Linked DNA regions of Homo sapiens: region 2 is linked to region 1. Evidence: chromatin loops called from intact Hi-C (ENCODE). Cell type or tissue: mammary epithelial cell. All regions are shown on one strand. Links, peaks and the distances in the headings refer to the core of each region. The heading gives the core; the rest is flanking DNA.

Evidence for each region. Peaks named below come from ENCODE experiments on the same cell type or tissue, not always from the same donor. Only the 100,000 strongest peaks of a DNase experiment are listed, where the experiment ranks them.
Region 2: a loop joins it to region 1, with 2.4 times the contacts of the local background. A loop is called at or near these places in 2 of 110 quality-filtered maps.

Annotation. Positions count from the first base shown.
Region 1 is chr3:36,376,702-36,385,040 of GRCh38, reverse strand. STAC (SH3 and cysteine rich domain) reads right to left here and starts at 4,537. Exons shown (of 11, transcript NM_003149.3): 1 at 4,287-4,537. The coding sequence starts at 4,397. The region is part of intron 2 of LOC124906227 (a long non-coding RNA gene); the gene reads left to right. In mammary epithelial cell, for the core only: no CTCF peak of the experiment used is centred there; a DNase peak (open chromatin) is centred at 4,610; H3K4me3 peaks cover 1,754 bases; H3K27ac peaks cover 1,035 bases.
Region 2 is chr3:36,491,869-36,500,207 of GRCh38, reverse strand. STAC (SH3 and cysteine rich domain) reads right to left here. Exons shown (of 11, transcript NM_003149.3): 6 at 6,979-7,057. Among named protein-coding and RNA genes, the nearest start is that of STAC, 120 kb to the right of the region's middle. In mammary epithelial cell, for the core only: no CTCF peak of the experiment used is centred there; no DNase peak of the experiment used is centred there; H3K27ac peaks cover 452 bases.

The sequences.
Region 1 (8,339 bases), core at 58-8,057:
CCTTGGTGATTTCAATGCAAAGCCAAGGTTTCGTTTTCTTTCATCTTCTTCCCTGAATAGAAGTTAAATTCCTTATTAATAACAGCTTCACATATATGTATGAGATATGCTGGGCACAAAGTAGGCACTCAATAAATAATTGCTGATAGATGGACACAGAAATCTTTCTGGGAGATTCAGGGCACGTCTTCATGGTTAGAGATTTCTTTTTCATAGGTTGGATTGTGGTCCAGGTTCAGAAATAATCCTCCAGGAATGAGGGTCACTTTGGTCCGTGGCTCCACTAGGGCACTGGGTGGCTTATAGCACCATTTCAAAATCTAAATCACATGCTGGTGAGTCTATGTCTTATCTTCTTGGGGATGCAAAATAGCTGAAGTGAAGTCTCATTGTAATCAATTAGCATAACTAAAAGCCCAAAGAGGTAAACTCAGTTACATTATGGTAATGTCAGTTGTGGTTATTGAAATTATTCCAATGATGACATTTGGGGTTGGCTGGTGGTAGCAGTCATCTGATTTGAAACAAATAGAGAAAATAAATAATGGTTTATGTTTGTGTATGCTTATAACAAACATATTAGGTGTATTACATATTCTTAGGCCTTACAAAAAGCACACCAATTGGGTAGTAGCAGCCCCATCAGCATCCCCATGAGGAAGCTGAGGCTTTGAGGTATTAGGCATGTTCACAGAGGTGTGTCAATCTCACCTTTGATATTGATGATATTGAGGTGTGATTCCTCAATATCATCAAAATGTGACCTTGTGTCATATAAGTGATGACAAAGAGATTTATAGCAAACCTTCACATTAGACACTAGCAAGCTTTCTATGTTGTCAATAAGTCAGTAGGAGAAAAGATATTCATTGAAATAAGGGATAATGGGACATGAAATTTTTGTTTATATTCAATGGTCTCTGTCAAGCCCTTAAAAAATAAATTAGGCTGTCATCTTTCTGAAATAGTTAGTGGGAAGATAGAAGGGTATGATACATCAGTGGCTTTCAAACTTATTCAACTCAACTAATTTCATAAAGAAGAAAACCCACAATTACATTAAACTATATTATGACTTGTGCTTACAGAAATTTGCTCTGAGGAAACTGTACTGGGATACCAAAGTCCAAGACGGGGTTTGTAGGTAAGGGTATTGCCAGTAACTATCTGTGTGATCTCAGGCAAGTCACTGCCCCTTTTTGGGCCTCAATTTCCTCAAGAAAGAGAAAAAGGACATTAAGATAACCTTTGAAGCTATAGACCCTTTGTGAACCTGAGATAAGCTATAAATTCTTTCCCTAGATGATGCATATATGCATGTACATGGACAACTTTGAATGCTGGTTCGGGTTGTTCACAGATTTTCCAAAGACTATTTGTGGGCTTCTAAAGAATATAGTGGCCCTTAGCTTAAAACACCTGAAATATGTGCTAATTGGGATTATAGTCATGTTTATGAAAATAAAATGAAAATAACCCTTATCCTTGAGAGATGTAACCTGATAGCATATTTACGGGTGAAGTTATTTCATGTCTGGAATTTGCTTTAAAATGATCCAGTATGTGTAGGGTGGTGGTGGTGGTGGTAATACATAAAACAATACTGTCCATGAATTAATTGTGAAGCCACATGATTAGGTCCATGACAGTTCTTTATACTGTTTTCTCTACTTTTGTGTATATTAAAATTTTCCATAATAAATTTTCACAGTGAAAATGATCTAACCTTTCTTGGCTTCCACTTCCCCATCCATAAAATAGAAATATTAACAGAATCTTCTATTGTGAAGATTAAGGTTGTATCTGACTTACAGTAAACATTCAGTAGATGCTCACTATTGTTCTCGCTCAACTATGTAAATATATAAACAGATTTAAAAAGACATGAGATATAGATCAAAGTTTTATTAGTAGATGCTTCTGGATGGTAAACCAAGAGCTAATTTATTTTTCTTTTCATCATTTATGTCTGGACTGTTCAAATATCTACAAAGAGTATTTGTTACTCTTATAATAAGACAAAAAAACCTAACTCTTTAAAAAAAGTAACTTTAAGTCTTCCTTGAGAGAGTTTAATGCCAAGGGGGCCTGAACCATGTTTGTCCCACAAGATATTTTACAAACAAGACCACTTCATGGAAGAGTAAGATGGAATGCATATTACTGTCTTGTTCACATTTTCCTCACCAAGCTCTCATGCTCAGGGTCAAAGATCCTTGTAAACGCCAGTAAGCTTTAACATGTGGCCTTCCTAGAATAGAATGAATTGAGCCTTCCTCTCCTCCAGTGTCATGCCATCCTACTCCCTTACCTTACCACACGTTCCTCCCTACTAGCAGTTTAGCCTTTTTTAAGGGGCATGGATCACTTTGAGAATATCATGAATGCTATGCCAAGAAAAATTCACATGTAGGCATACAATATTGCATTCAATTTCCTAGGGTTCATGGGCTGCCATAGTTCATCTCCACTAATTAAGCTTACTGAGGCCATGACATCAAATTTAGGAATGTAGAAACACACATCCGGTGTATAGACCACTTTGAGAAAAACTAATTTGTACAAAACCATAAGCCAGATAAATTGGTGGATAATTATGGGCATTACATATGTGGCTTTTGCTCTGCCAAATAATTTCCATTAGGACATCTATAAATAGCAAATCCATATAATGCATTTGAACCATGCCACTGTTTGCCCAAATGCTAAGCCCTTTCCAGAACACGCCTACTGCAGAGCAACAGGCCAATTCAAAAAGTTCAATACTAGTTTTACTCTTGAGTTCAGCTACATTCATTTATAGAATTCTAGCTTTCCTCTAAAATGGCCACTAACCTATATCACTCTGGGGACTGATGTTCAATGGGAGGCAATGATACCCAGAAACTTTTTGACTGAGGAGAGGTAGTGCATGTGTATGGGTTATCAGATTGCTTTGGAGTGGATCATTTGAGATGAGATAGATTCCATCTCTTTATCTCAGGAAGGAAAAGGATAAACATGATTGAGTCCTTACAGTATACCAGGTGGACATTAGGGCCTCTCATGTACTCCTCACAATGTCTCTGGAAGTTGGGGCTTTTTCCCTCATTTCCAACCGAGTTTTAGAAAAGTTGACACACATACCCCAGGTCTGGCAGCCAGTAAGTAACAGGAAAAAAATAAAAATAAATAAGATGTAAAGCTTTCGGGCTTAGATTACCATCATTGATGGTTAACTTCAGGGGGCTGGGAAATGTACAGTGCCCAGTATCACACCAAATCCCCAGAGCCACTCAGGCTGTGATTTTCATCCTCCTGATCATATCAATGGCTTCCAGGGATGCATGTGAAGAGAGACAGGATCGCAGTCTTCCTTGCCCCATCTGGCCTGTCCCTATCCTATAAACTGGCAACCCCTTTCCTTTGCTGGTATACACGGACTGCCTCACATTCCCCAAATGCCTGGGGATCGCACAATGAAATCAGAATAAAGAGCCAGGAGCTCTACACTTAAAAGAATCCACATAACTACAAACTCCATCTTAGGATTTCCACCACCAGCTGAGTTGCCATTTGGCATTGCACTGCTAGCAGCCACATTTTACTCTATCCTCTTCCAAGATTTTCAAACATGTGCCTGGCACCCACGGGAGTTTCAGAGGAAGTGTAACAGTGACAGGAGAACTGCTGCGGGCTTGGTTTTTTGTATACGTGTTAGTGTAACTTTCATAAAAGCAAGTATAGGTTCTTAGAGTATTAACTTTCACAAGAGGAACATCAACTTTCAGACAAACGCAGGCAAACCCTTTCTTTTTCTTTTTCTTTTTTAGTGAGTAGTATCTGAAGGTAGGGGTGATCCCTGTTAAGCAAAAGGTCTCTGAGACCCTTGGGATACATACATGCTTTTCTGGCCCAGTACTCAAGCTTTTCTGGAAGAGTATCCCTCGGCTGTCTCCATCCCTCAGCCTTCAGAAGCCACCTAATACCTACCTACACGTGCTTTGGACACAAGCAGGTTCAAAGCACAAAAAAAACCAAGCTACCACCCCGCAAGAAATCGATCTCTGAACCCGGAGCCACCATGAATTGCGTGTGTGAATGTGTGGGCGGGAAGGCTGGGTCCACAGGGACGTGGTCCAGCATCGTGAGCAGCGGGTCCTACCGGACGTTCAAGTCCTACAGCCCTGGGCTAACTAGCAAGTCTCAGACCCCCACGCCCGTGCTAGATAGGAGGAGAGACAAAGCTGGACCGACAGGAGAGGAGAGTGAGTTTGTGTTCTCTTGGGGGCAAGCGTGCTCGGTACCTTGGATTCCTGGCTGCTGGTGGATGCAGGAGAGGGCGGTTGCTCGGCGCCCACCGCCTCCTTGGGCAGCCCGTCCACGCCGTCCTCGCGGGGGCTGCTCGGAGGGATCATCGTGGCCGCGCGGGAACGGTGTTGGGCTCCCGGAGGAACAGCGAGGCTTCTGTCCTGCGCGCCCTGCCCGCCGCGCGCCAGGCTGCTCAGCTCCGGGTCCTGGGGACTCCCATCCTCGCCGAGGCGCCGACGTGCCCTCCTCCAGCCTCGCTCCCTCTCCCTCCCCGCCCTGCCCACCTCCCCGGCACTTCCGCGGGCGTGGAGGAGAGTGCGCCCTGCCCCGCCCCGCCGCGCCCGCGGCCACCTCGCCGGCGACCTCACAGTCGTGACTGCCACTCGGCAGCGGGCGAGCGGGCTTCTGCTCGCCCGCAGGAGGAGGAAGGAGGCGGGGAGGCAGCTCCAGGGCGGGGCTGCGCGGCCAGCGCCTGGAGTAGTGAGGGCAGGCAGGGGGCAGCGCCCTGGAAAGGGCTGGGGGAAGGCTGGGCGCACGCCGGCACTGGGTGGGGGTGATTCTTCAGAGAGGATGCTGAAAATTCAGACCCAAACCCCAAAGAATAGAAAATCTGTGAATGATATAGCCAGAAAGAGCCACTTGCAACAACTCCCTCATTCCTCACCCCAACGAATAGTGACTGAGACAGTGACTTAGCTAAGCTATTTATAGGGTTCAGTGACAGAGAGCAGGGGTCGGAGTGGGGGTCCCCTGACTCACGGGCACTGCGTTTTCTCCATTCAGCTTTGATCTAAAGCAGAGAGATAATGCAGTGTGTATATGGACACCTGTTCCTCGTTTGTTGTGCACTTATTGTACTAAACCCTTTCTTTTTACCTTATTTAATCCTCCCAGCTACTCTATGCGTCTAGGGATTATCACTTCCATTTTATAGATGAGGAAGTTGAGGCTGTAGGAAGACTGAGTAATTTGCTTTAAGTCACTAAACTATAATTGGTGAAACTGGAATTCGAACACATTTGGGCTTCAAAATCCATGCATTTCCGACTGTGGAGCCTCAAATCTAGGCCAGGTCTTGGCTGAAGAGCAATTGGATGTTGCAGTATAGCAAGAGTTGAGGACTGTTCACAGAGGGGCAAACCAGCCTGCCTTACTAAATCTTTTGGAAACATAGGAATAGCCCCACTGAATAAAGATACAGAGGGTCCAGTTTCTTTTGAAGACAACCTCAGTGTGCAGGGAAAAGAAACACACCTAGATATTTAAAAGCCTCTTTTCCCCCATTAATACAAAATACCCTCAATTTTTTAAAACAAAATTGCAAACTTCTGTTCAGATTTTTAAAATTAGCTGTAGATGTTTGCAAGAACAGCTTCATGGATGTGCAACCTGTGCAGTCACACAGGGCCCCGCGCTGATGCTGCCATCTTGAAATTCGGTAAAAATATTTAACAAGAGATCACATTTTCATTTTGTACTTGACCCTGCAAATTATGTGTTTGGTCCTGCATCCATGCCCTAGCTCATGTCTTTTAGAATAAACTTGCTCTTACTCTTTCCATCCCAGATGTCAATTGAAAGCTACTGTTCAATGTGTCAGCCTCTTACTCAGCATTTAGCTTTCAAAATGCTCTAAATTTTCTGGTGACCCTCAGTACGGGGCCAGATTGGCTAGCCCAAATGGCTTCAGCTTTTTCCTTCTCACAACACAATGCCTGAGTGTTCGATAGAGACAGAATTCTAGTAGCCAAAGTCACAAACACAATGACAGGAGCAGCCATATCAACACATTTTTATCAAGCATCTATTCTGTATCAGAATTGTGCCAGAAACTAATGATACAGCAGAGAGAAAACACAGATTAAGTCTGTTTTCCTGGAATTTAAGTCTAGTGGGAGAGACAGCAATTAATTAAATCACACACACATTTAAAAAAAAACTATGATAAGGGAAAGTACAAGACTTTGATGAGTGTGTACAAATGAAGCCTGAGCTAGCATGGGGCCAGACGAGGGTTTTCTTAGGAAACAAAACTCCCAGGGTCTACTGGCAATTCCAGTCTTGGTGAGCAAGCATGTCATGGCTTAGAACAATAAATTTTTCATCCTTTTTTTCTTTTGGATTTTCTTTTTTTAAGAATTGAAGATGTCATCCTTACTTTTAGTAAGTGCTTAGCTCAAGTTAGCAACAGTATTAGCCAATAGTATATGTTTAAATGTTGTCCCTTGAAGGAAATTTAGAGAAGCTAGTACCTCCTTCCTTTCCACCCCACCCTGATCCAGCAGCAGAAATCCTTAGTCTGATAAATAATACCTACCATAGGAATTAGCCATGGTGTCCCAAACTAAATCACGCCTTTGTTTATGTGTTAGTTTCACATTATTTTCTATCCGATCTTTTGTTATCTAGCTAACTTATCTTATTCTTCAAATCACATATCCAAGTATTTACTACTCTTGACATCTCCTTCCTTGACCCATTTATCTGATTTAGATTCCCAAATCAATGCCATGTTCCCATGACTTCCTTTCCTAAGTAATCAATGACAAGGTTGCCTGCTCTTCTGTTGGGCTATGATCTCCCCTAGGGCAGGGGCAATGCCATGTTCATCTTGTTTCTCTAGCTCCTGGTATAATGCTTGTTAACAAGGTGGTGAAAAGAGGCTACCCTTGTAGCCCCTGAGCTCTAGAAATGGTCTAGGCATTAATTATTGCATGTGTCCTCCACAAACTGAATGGAAGAAGACTCTGAATGCTTCTGTAAAACAATGGGATTTGTCAGTGCTTTGAGTCAGTAGATGGTAGACCAGCAAAGTGATCCCCAGAGTACCCCTCATGAAGCATTGATATCCCTGAGCAGAAGTGTACATTTTCATGGCTATGTGTGAGATACCCCATCTGACACCCAGGAATGCTTAGGTGAGACCTCACAGAAGACTGGAAATTCTGCCTTAGAAGCTTTATGACATTTTAGCTATGGTTGTCAAGATTTCTCATTTCTACTGCAGTCTGGTAAAGCCTGAGGAAAAAAGGTTGTGAATAATTATTCTAAGTCTCAAGTCTGTAGCTTTGTGATTTTTGTAGATCCCCTTCATGGTCTATTTCACTCTGGTTTCTGGGTAAATATCAAGCCAGCAGAAGTGTGAGGTGTACAGAAATTTATCTGCACAAACTCGAACTGGAAGCTCCCACTTCTGGTTCATTTACTTGTTCATTAATTTGTAAAGAGGGCAAAGGCCTCCTCCTGATTGCATCCAAGGGCCTTTCACAGTAAACACCGTTAAGCAGAAGACTGTGTAATGCTGCTAACCTTCTCTCATTTCTTTGTTCTGAGTTTGTATAAAGAGACTGGATTTCATCCTATGGACCTTGGCTTCTTATAGAGCCATTTGGTAAAAAGATACTAGTAAGACTTCTTAAATAGAACAGATATACTTATGAAGGGTACAGAAAAGAACAACAAGAAAAAAGAAGAGGGAAGATAATATGGAGAACTGTTGAGGATAAAGGAGAGGATCTCAAGGAAGGGATGGCTCTCCATGCGTGATGCATCAGAGTCATGATGGATACACAATATAACACAGTATACGAGAAAGGCGTAGGTTGCTGATAACAATAATAGCTAACATGTATTGGGTTTCTAATACATCATAGACATTGTATATTTGTTCTTTCATTTAATCCCTATGAAACCTTAGCAAGATAAAGAAAATTATCCTAGGTTCTACAGTTTAGGAAGGACTCAGTTATATCCTGCTCCTGGGCCAAGTTTTGGCCGCTCTGGTTTGCTGCCACCTAGGCAACAGCAGAACCCGGATGTCCTGAAAAGGCAGCAGGCCTTAAAGATTAGGAGCAATGCAAATTGAGAGCCAGAGGCATAATAGAAGGCACAGGGCAAGTTCCCAAATAATGAAGAGTGGTCCATTCCATTCTTTTGTCTTAAAAGTAAATAATGAGCATCTCTACACTTTGGAGATGATAGCCAAGAAGTCTAGACAAATGTAAGCAAGAGGCATCCACTTTTTTTTATTTTTTATTTTATTTTATTTT
Region 2 (8,339 bases), core at 283-8,282, 110 kb before region 1:
ATCTTCTACTTGTTACATGGAGTGTCCTTTTTAGGTAAATTAGATTAGGATTGTCAAATGTGTCATCAAATCCTCTATATCTGTACAGAATATTTTTGTCTATCTGGTTTGCCAATAACTGAGAGGCATCTTAAAATCACTCAAGAATTTGGAATAATTTTGTCAATTTCTCCTTGAGTTTCTATCATTTTTCAGGCTATGTATCAGGTATATGCAAGTTTAGAATTTATATCTTCAGATGAAGTGAACATGACCATGTAAATAACACTTTTAAATTCTAGTAATGCTTTCTTGGTCTTAAAGTCAATTTTTCACACATTAATACAGCTATATATTTTTTTTTGCTTAATATTTGCCTGTGGTTGCCCCTTGGTTTCTATGTCTGAAAAGTTATTTATTCTGCCTATGTTTTTCTTTCTTCCCCCTGCAGAAAGTTAAAAAAAAACTTTTGTTTTTTTAAATTTTCTACATCCTTATGTTTTAGATATTTATAAATAGTATATAGGTCATTTAAAAAATCTAGTCTGAAAATCTTTCTTTTATCTAGAGTGCTTAAATCAGTTTACATTTATTTTGATTACTGATAAATTGGGATTCCTTCCTAACATTTTATTTTGTATTTGTCCCAAATTTTCTATGCTTTTTCTTCTATTTTGCCACTTTCCATCCCTTCTTTCTTTTGAATTGATTGATTTTTTTCTCCTTCTCATCTTTCAGTTTGGTTCCCTTTCTGGTTTGGTAAGTTGAGTCTATTTTTATTCCTTTAGCAGTCATCTTAGAAATTTTATGAGATATGTTTTAACAAAATAGAAAGTGAAATAGTATATTTAATCGCCTCCCAAGCAATACATAATCTCTGAATGCCCATTTCCCACATAAAGTCAGTATTTCAGCTAATGTTTTATTAACAACTTTTTAAAAACATTATTTTAAAAAATGTGTCCAGTGTTTGCTTAGATTTAACCACATGTTTACCACTTTCTTTGCTCTTTATTTCTTCTTACATTTCCGTCTTTCCATTGAGGTCATATTTTCCTCTTTGAAGTACATCTTTTTAAAATGTTTTGAATATAGGTCTTTCTTAATTGAACTGTAAATACAATTTTTGTCTGAAAAATATATTATTGAAAGATAGTTTTGCTTCATTTACAATTCTAGGTTAAGAATCACTTTTCTTTCAGCAAACTCAAGATAGCATTCTACTGTTATTTCACTTATACTGTAATTTGTAAGAAGTAACAGTCTAATTTTCATTTCTTTGTAGGTAATCAGTCTTTTATACTGCATTTTATGTTTTCTTTTATCTTTGAAATTCTGCAGTTTCAGCAACCTACGTCTAGGTATAGATTTCTAAATTTGAGTAATGGTGTCTTTAATCAATTCTGGAAAATTCTCCACAAGTATGTTCTTACATATTGTCTCTCTCTCATTCTCTTTCTCTCTCTCTCTTTTTGAGACAGGGTCTGGTGCTGTCTCTCCCAGGCTGGAGTACAGTGGCATAATCATGGCTCACTGCAGCCTCAAACTCCCAGGTTCAAGTAATTCTCCTACCTCAGCCTCCCAGCTAGCTGGGATTACAGACAGGCACCACCACGCCTGGCTAATTTTGTATTTTTTGTAAAGATGGAGTTTCACAATGTTTCCCAAGCTGGTCTCAAACTCCCGGGCTCAAGCAATTCTCCTATCTCGGCCTCCCAAAGTGGTGAGATTACAGGCGTGAGCCACTGTGCCTGGGGCCCCATTCTCTCTTTATGTACTTCTAAATTGTCACTTAGATGCATGTTGGACTTATTCATCTTTCATGTCACTTTTAATCTCACAAATTCTACTGCTTTGGCTTCCTAACTATACCCTAACATTTCTTTGGTTCTATATTTTAGGGAACTAATTCTCTCTTTATGCCTAATATGTTGTTAAACCCATCAATCAAATTTCTACTTAAAAAAAATTCTCGAAGTTCTATTTGACTTTCCTCAAGCTTGCCTGTTTACTTCTGATAGTCTCTTTTTCCTTTGTTATGTTTTATGGTCCATTTTTAACATTTTAAATGTATACAATTATATAGTTATATATTTCTTAATTTGATAATTCTTACATGTACAGTCTTGAAAATCTGACCATAAAGTTGGTTGTTTCTGCTAATACTTACTCATCACGGCTCATTTTCTCATGTGTTTGGTGAATTTTGATTGTTAGCTTGTGTTCTTTGAGTGTTCATTTCTGAGAAGTTTTTGAGGTCTGGTTTAAAATTTTCTTCCTCTAGAGAGGGTTTATATTTGTTTCTGCCAAATGCCTGGTGATCTTACTGTACCTGGGCCACTTTAAACTACATTAAACTAAAATTTCATATTATTATATTATTTGCCCATACAGGTAGTATGAATTCAGGCCCTAAAATCCAAGTAAGAAGACTGTTTCTTTCTTTCCTCCTTTCTTTCCTTTCTTCTCTCCCTCCCTTCCTTTTTTCTGCCTGTCTTTCTTTCTTTCTTTCCTTTCCTCTCCACTTTTTTGTTTCCATTCTTTTCCACCTGAGTTAAGGCTGGTATAGCATATTCCTCTGCAGGGAATCCTGTTTGTCCAGTGATCCTAAGGGTATCTTTTGGGGTATTAATATGTTTCAAAAGGGTCTTTCATCCAACCTAATACCCTGGCCACTCCCCATTTTATTGTCTATTGTTCATAAATGGGGCCTATTATTTCCCAAGCTAAGGCTCTAGGGATGTGCATAGTAAATCCTTTACCTGCTTGTATCTCTGAATTCATGTTTTATTGCCATTCCTAGACTCTAAGGAATTGCCTTATTTTGCTGCCAGCTCAGCCATGCATTAACTAGAATTTTTTTTAGAACAATTCTTTCTCTTAACAGTTTTAGGAGTGCTAAACTGGGAAAAATTCCTCTGAATGTCCAGTTCTCCACAATGCTGGAAAGGGAATCTTCTGTTCAACTTTAAAAAGATCTTTACCTGAACTTGATACAAAGCATGTGTTGCAGAAACATACCACAAATATTTGCATCTGTAATGTAGAAATATCCACTGGAGTGGTACCAAAACCAGGGGCATCTGCCAACTTAACCAGGAAAATATCTGCTCTTTTTGACACCTTAAAATTTGAGATATTGAATTAGTACATGCTAAAGGCTAGGATATATTTTCCAGATCTGAGCTTGCCTTTTTTTTTTTAGAATAAAATTGCTTTAGTGCAAAGTGAGGTAATATTCGATTTTGTAATATCCTTAAGTGGCTGTGGTTAACCCAGCCCTTTTTGAAGAAAATTCTAGGAATTTGTATTGCTTATGTCCTCTTCTGTCTCTCTTCCAGGAAAATTATGATCACACAGAGTCATTCTGAAATGCAATTACTGAAGGCAGCCAATAACATTATTATTTGGCATTTGGAGCTGAAATAGGCAGGCCAGATTTTACTTCAGGCGAGATTTTACTTCTCTCTTTGCTTGTTACTTTGTTATGAGTGAAGCTTCTAGCAGTTAAGCCAAAGGTGAAGACCAACAATTTCCTCCATGTATATTTATGATGCATCCAGGAATAGTGTTCAAAACAACAACCATAAATACTCAGACCTGCCAAGGATCATTTATAAGAGAGAAAGGAGAGACTGTACTCTTAGCAGTAAAGAAATTAGTATGAATTGTACTTCCTTCCAAGGTGGCTTTGGAGATATTCCTCAAGGAATTTGACATAATAGCTGGCTGGAAGAAATGACACCTGTATGCACTGCATTTTTTAAGACATAAATGAACATGTAATGCAGAACTGGTTGTGACTGTAATCCTAGACACTGCTTCTGAACAGCAACACCCTCCTTGCATGAGTGAGAAGATCTGTGGGAACTTGGACCACATATGTAGGGTGTTTTCTCCATGTGGTTTCTCAAACTGCATGGACAGGACATTAAAGCCAATCAAGGGAAAGTGTTTTGAAGCAAATTGCTGCATAATTAATCCACCTAGCTTCTCAGGGTGCATTGTAGAGAAAGCTATTGCTGATCAAAAGAGTTGTTAATACATCTCCAACACTTTTTGGGAGTTTATTGCTTGCTCAGTTCTTTCACCAGATCTCTTTGAGAAAGGCTGTGAAAATGCCCCTTAACACAGAAGAGATGGAAAATTGTCAACTTGATGTCTTTGTGTGTACTACTCTGTGACTTAGTTTCCTTATCTATACGGGGGATATTGTGTGCATGTGTGTGTATTGAAGGGGAGGGAATTGGACTAAGTGACCTCTAGTCCTACTTCTTAAACTTTAATGAGCCTATGAACCACAGATTCATATGCAGATCCTGATTCAGCAGGTGTGGAATGGCCTGAAACTTGCTATTTCTAACAGGCTTTCAAGTGATGCTCACGTGAGTTGTCCATGAGCCACATTTAGGGTAGTGAGGCTCTACCTGCATCTCTGACACTTTATGACTGTATGATGGCTTTGCTAATAGCAGTGATGCTACATAGCAATGATTGCTAAATATAGCCCTTCCTATTTTAAAATCCTATTAAGACCACCTTTTGAGAGAAGAAACCCTCAGTGTAAATTGTGTTCTAACTCCTCAAGGAATTGGTGAGCAACAGCATAGACAGAGCCAGGCCAGGATGGCTGAGGCAGAGAGTTAAGCAGTGAGCACATGCTGGGCATAATTTTGAGAAGCAGCAGATAGAGTTTGCTGATGGATTACGTCTGAGGTGTGAGAGGAAGAGGGAGTCAGGGCTGATGTCAAAGACTTTGGCCTAATCAACTGGTTGAATGAAGTTCCTATTTACTGAGCAGAGACAACTGTGGGAAGAGCCAGTCTGAATGTGTGGCTGGGTGAGGGGATCAAGAGTAAAGTTTGGGTAGGTTAACTTAAAGATGACTATTCTGCATTCAGATGGCAATGTCCAATAGGTGATAGGCATCTGGAGGCAGCAAGGAAGCCTAATACTGAAGATGAAGTTTGAATCATCAATGTATGGATAGTATTTACATTCATTATGTCATCCAAAGATCATAAGAACCCTATGGATTTGGTGTTATTATCTTCATTTTAGAGATGAGGTGATTGAAGCAGAGAGAGGCTAGGTCACTGCTTTGGGATCACATGAGCATTAAGTGAAGTCTAGCACTCTGCTTCCAGAGCAACAATGGGCCAAGGACCAAATGTTTCCAGCGCAGTTAGTGAGGAGAAGGCCAGCAGTGATGTTGATGAGAAGAGTGTCAGGGGAAAGGGGAAAGCAGAGGTCAGACTCAGGACTGAGCAGCTGATCACACTTAAAGCATTATCATGCAAGTCTCTGGTGAGTCAGATATTGAGAAACTTTAGGGTTGCTGTTTAAATTCAGTTGCTGGTCTTGCAGTGCCAGACAGTTGGGCTGGGATGGCCCTGCTGTGCTGCTGACCTGCTATGAAGTTCCCCTCGAAGCCAATACCCTCTAATTTGTCTCTCTAATGGCACTGCTAAGTGCTCAGTGGTTGTTTGCATTATCTAAAAGTACAGTTTCCCTCATGTGATGCCAAAGAATCCTTACCCCAGTGGTGAGCTTTAGTAGATGTGTGTGGGTCTGGCAAGGGGGGGCATGGTGAACACTGGCACTTATTTAGGAAGGAAAATCCTGGGGCAGCTGAGCACATGGTGCCTTGTGGGAATCACACAGGCATAGTCCTAACTAAAGAAGAGCCATAAATGAATTCCCAGAGTGAAGGAAGTAAAAGTGATACCTCATCAGACAGCTGTTGACAAAACTGCTATGTGGTATCGAATGAGGAATTTCTGCATCCAGGCTGGAAAAGGCAGGGCTTGGAGTGGAGTTTGGAGGGATAACTTCTGCCATGAGAATGCATTCAGCTCAAGTTAACAATGCAACTCAGGTCCTGCAGGACTTTGACTAATACACTTTTGCTAATGATAGTAAATGCTTCATAAATATTTTTTGATAAACTAGTGAAGGTTAAGTAGTTATTGATGTCCAAAAGGCCTAGCAAGAATGCATCCATAAGGATCTGGTCACATGTCTTTAAGCTCTGGATTACGAGGTGGCTCTTTCTTTTTTTTTTTTTTTTTTTTTTTGAGACGGAGTCTCGCTCTGTGGCCCAGGCGGGAGTGCAGTGGCGCGATCTCGGCTCACTGCAAGCTCCGCCTCCAGGGTTCACGCCATTCTCCTGCCTCAGCCTCCCGAGTAGCTGGGACTACAGGCGCCCACCATCACGCCCGGCTAATTTTTTTTGTATTTTTAGTAGAGACGGGGTTTCACCGTGTTAGCCAGGATGGTCTCGATCTCCTGACCTCGTGATCCGCCCGCCTCGGCCTCCCAAAGTGCTGGGATTACAAGCGTGAGCCACCGCGCCCGGCCAGAGGTGGCTCTTTCTTAATGTCAGCAAGTGGAAGTATGAAGTTAGCATTTAATAAATACTTTAGAAATTATTATAACAAAGGCTTAAATTATTAGATTAAATAATTTTAATATAGAATGTTTGGCTGGATTGTACATATCAGTTTTTTGAGCTTCTTAGTTGTCTCTGCTGGGGAAGGAGCCAAATGTGAGGCCCACACTTCTCTCCTGGGCCCCACCACCACTTGGTTTCAGGTACCTAAGGTGTAGCACAAATTAGCTTCTCTGTGGTACGGTTTGCTAATGTAATCTAATCTAGCTCAGTGGAGAAAATGACGTATTCACAAAAAGTTCTGGAAGCGACTCTTAAACCCCAATACAGCTCAGTTTATATATATATATATGTATATATACTCTCATAAGAGTAAATATACTCTCATAAAGTATGAGAACTCAGGATATAGAACTCAGGAACATATTAGAGCAAATCACTGAAATCCACCAGAAACAATGCTCACATTCTCTCCAGAACATTGAACACTCGCCCTGATTAAATTCCAGAGCTAGCAGAGAAAGCAAGGGGACTGGAAATCAACTTGGCCTGCCCACTGACCCTGACTCATGTGATCACATTTGTGCTGTGCCAACTCCCTCACTCACCGCTGTTGCTGCGTTTCCTTAGGTCATACCCGCCTCCTGGCCCATTGGCTTCCTCAGGAACCTCCACAAGATCTGAAGTCTTGGAGGAAAGAAGAAAGAGCATGGGATGAACAATGTTATATCTGTGGTCAATTGAGCAGATACTTTGGTGTAAGAGAGCTTAGGTAGAATTTGCATGACACATAAGGACCCAGTGATTGCTGTCTTGGCTGTTTGGCTAACTTCAGAGAAGCTATGTCCACTCGTGGGCACTGTACCTCCCTTCAGGTGTCTATAGCAGGCTCAGGCTTGGTGATGGTAGGTATCCAGTGAGTATTGAATATTCATGAATGTCTAGAAGCAAAGGCCACAGCCAGGCTTCTTCCCAGGAATAGGCAACAAAGAGAAATCAGAATGCCTGTCCATATCCTGTCACTTAAAACTTTCAATAAAACGCTAGCTCTTTCTACAGGTGTTTTAAATATTAGTTTTAGAGAATGGGATGCACTATGGAGGGATGCACTACTTAGGTACAAGTTAAATACTGTTTCCACTGCTGCAAAATTAATTGTTTTTATAATATGTATCCTGACTCTCTTTTTAAAGTGAGTCACAATCATTCTTCCACTTAGGTTACAGAAATAACAAGAACAAAAACAACAATAATAACAATAACACACTCTAAATAGCTAATGCTTCCTGATCACTTACCATGTAATGTTTTTAAGGACTTTATAGATACCATCTCATTTATTCCCCAAATTAATCCTATGATAGACCAATTTTTCAGAGAGGAATCTGAAGCCCGGAGAGAATCAGTAGCTCTGTTTGAGGCCCCATAGTTAATACATGGTGGAGCTGGGGCTGTGAATCACAGGCGTTGCCTCCAGAGCTCGTGCTCTTAAGCATTGTGCTTTATTCATTGGTGTGCTAAAGCATCTTTGTGGGCTGGTGAGAGTCTCATGGTTATCACACTGGTGGCATGAAATGGATCACCACAGGAGTTTTACTCCATGGAACTGGCAAACGCTTCAAATCAGGGTCCAGTTCTGACTTGGTTGTTAAACATTTACTAGCATACCACACTGAATGCCTCTTTCAAAGGGCCACGTGACCCAGCTTCAGTCTAACTGGCTCTATCCTCTTCACAAGAGGAATTTAGGGGGCCTCTGAGGACAGTCACATATATATATATATATATATATATATATATATATATTTTTTTTTTTTTTTTTTTTTTTTTTTCTTGAGATGGAGTCTTGCTCTGTCACCCAGGCTGGAGTGCAGTGGTGCAATCTCAGCTCCATTTCCTGGGTTCAAGCGATTCTTGTGCCTCAGCTTCTCAAGTAGCCAGGATTACAGGCATGCACCACCATGCCTGG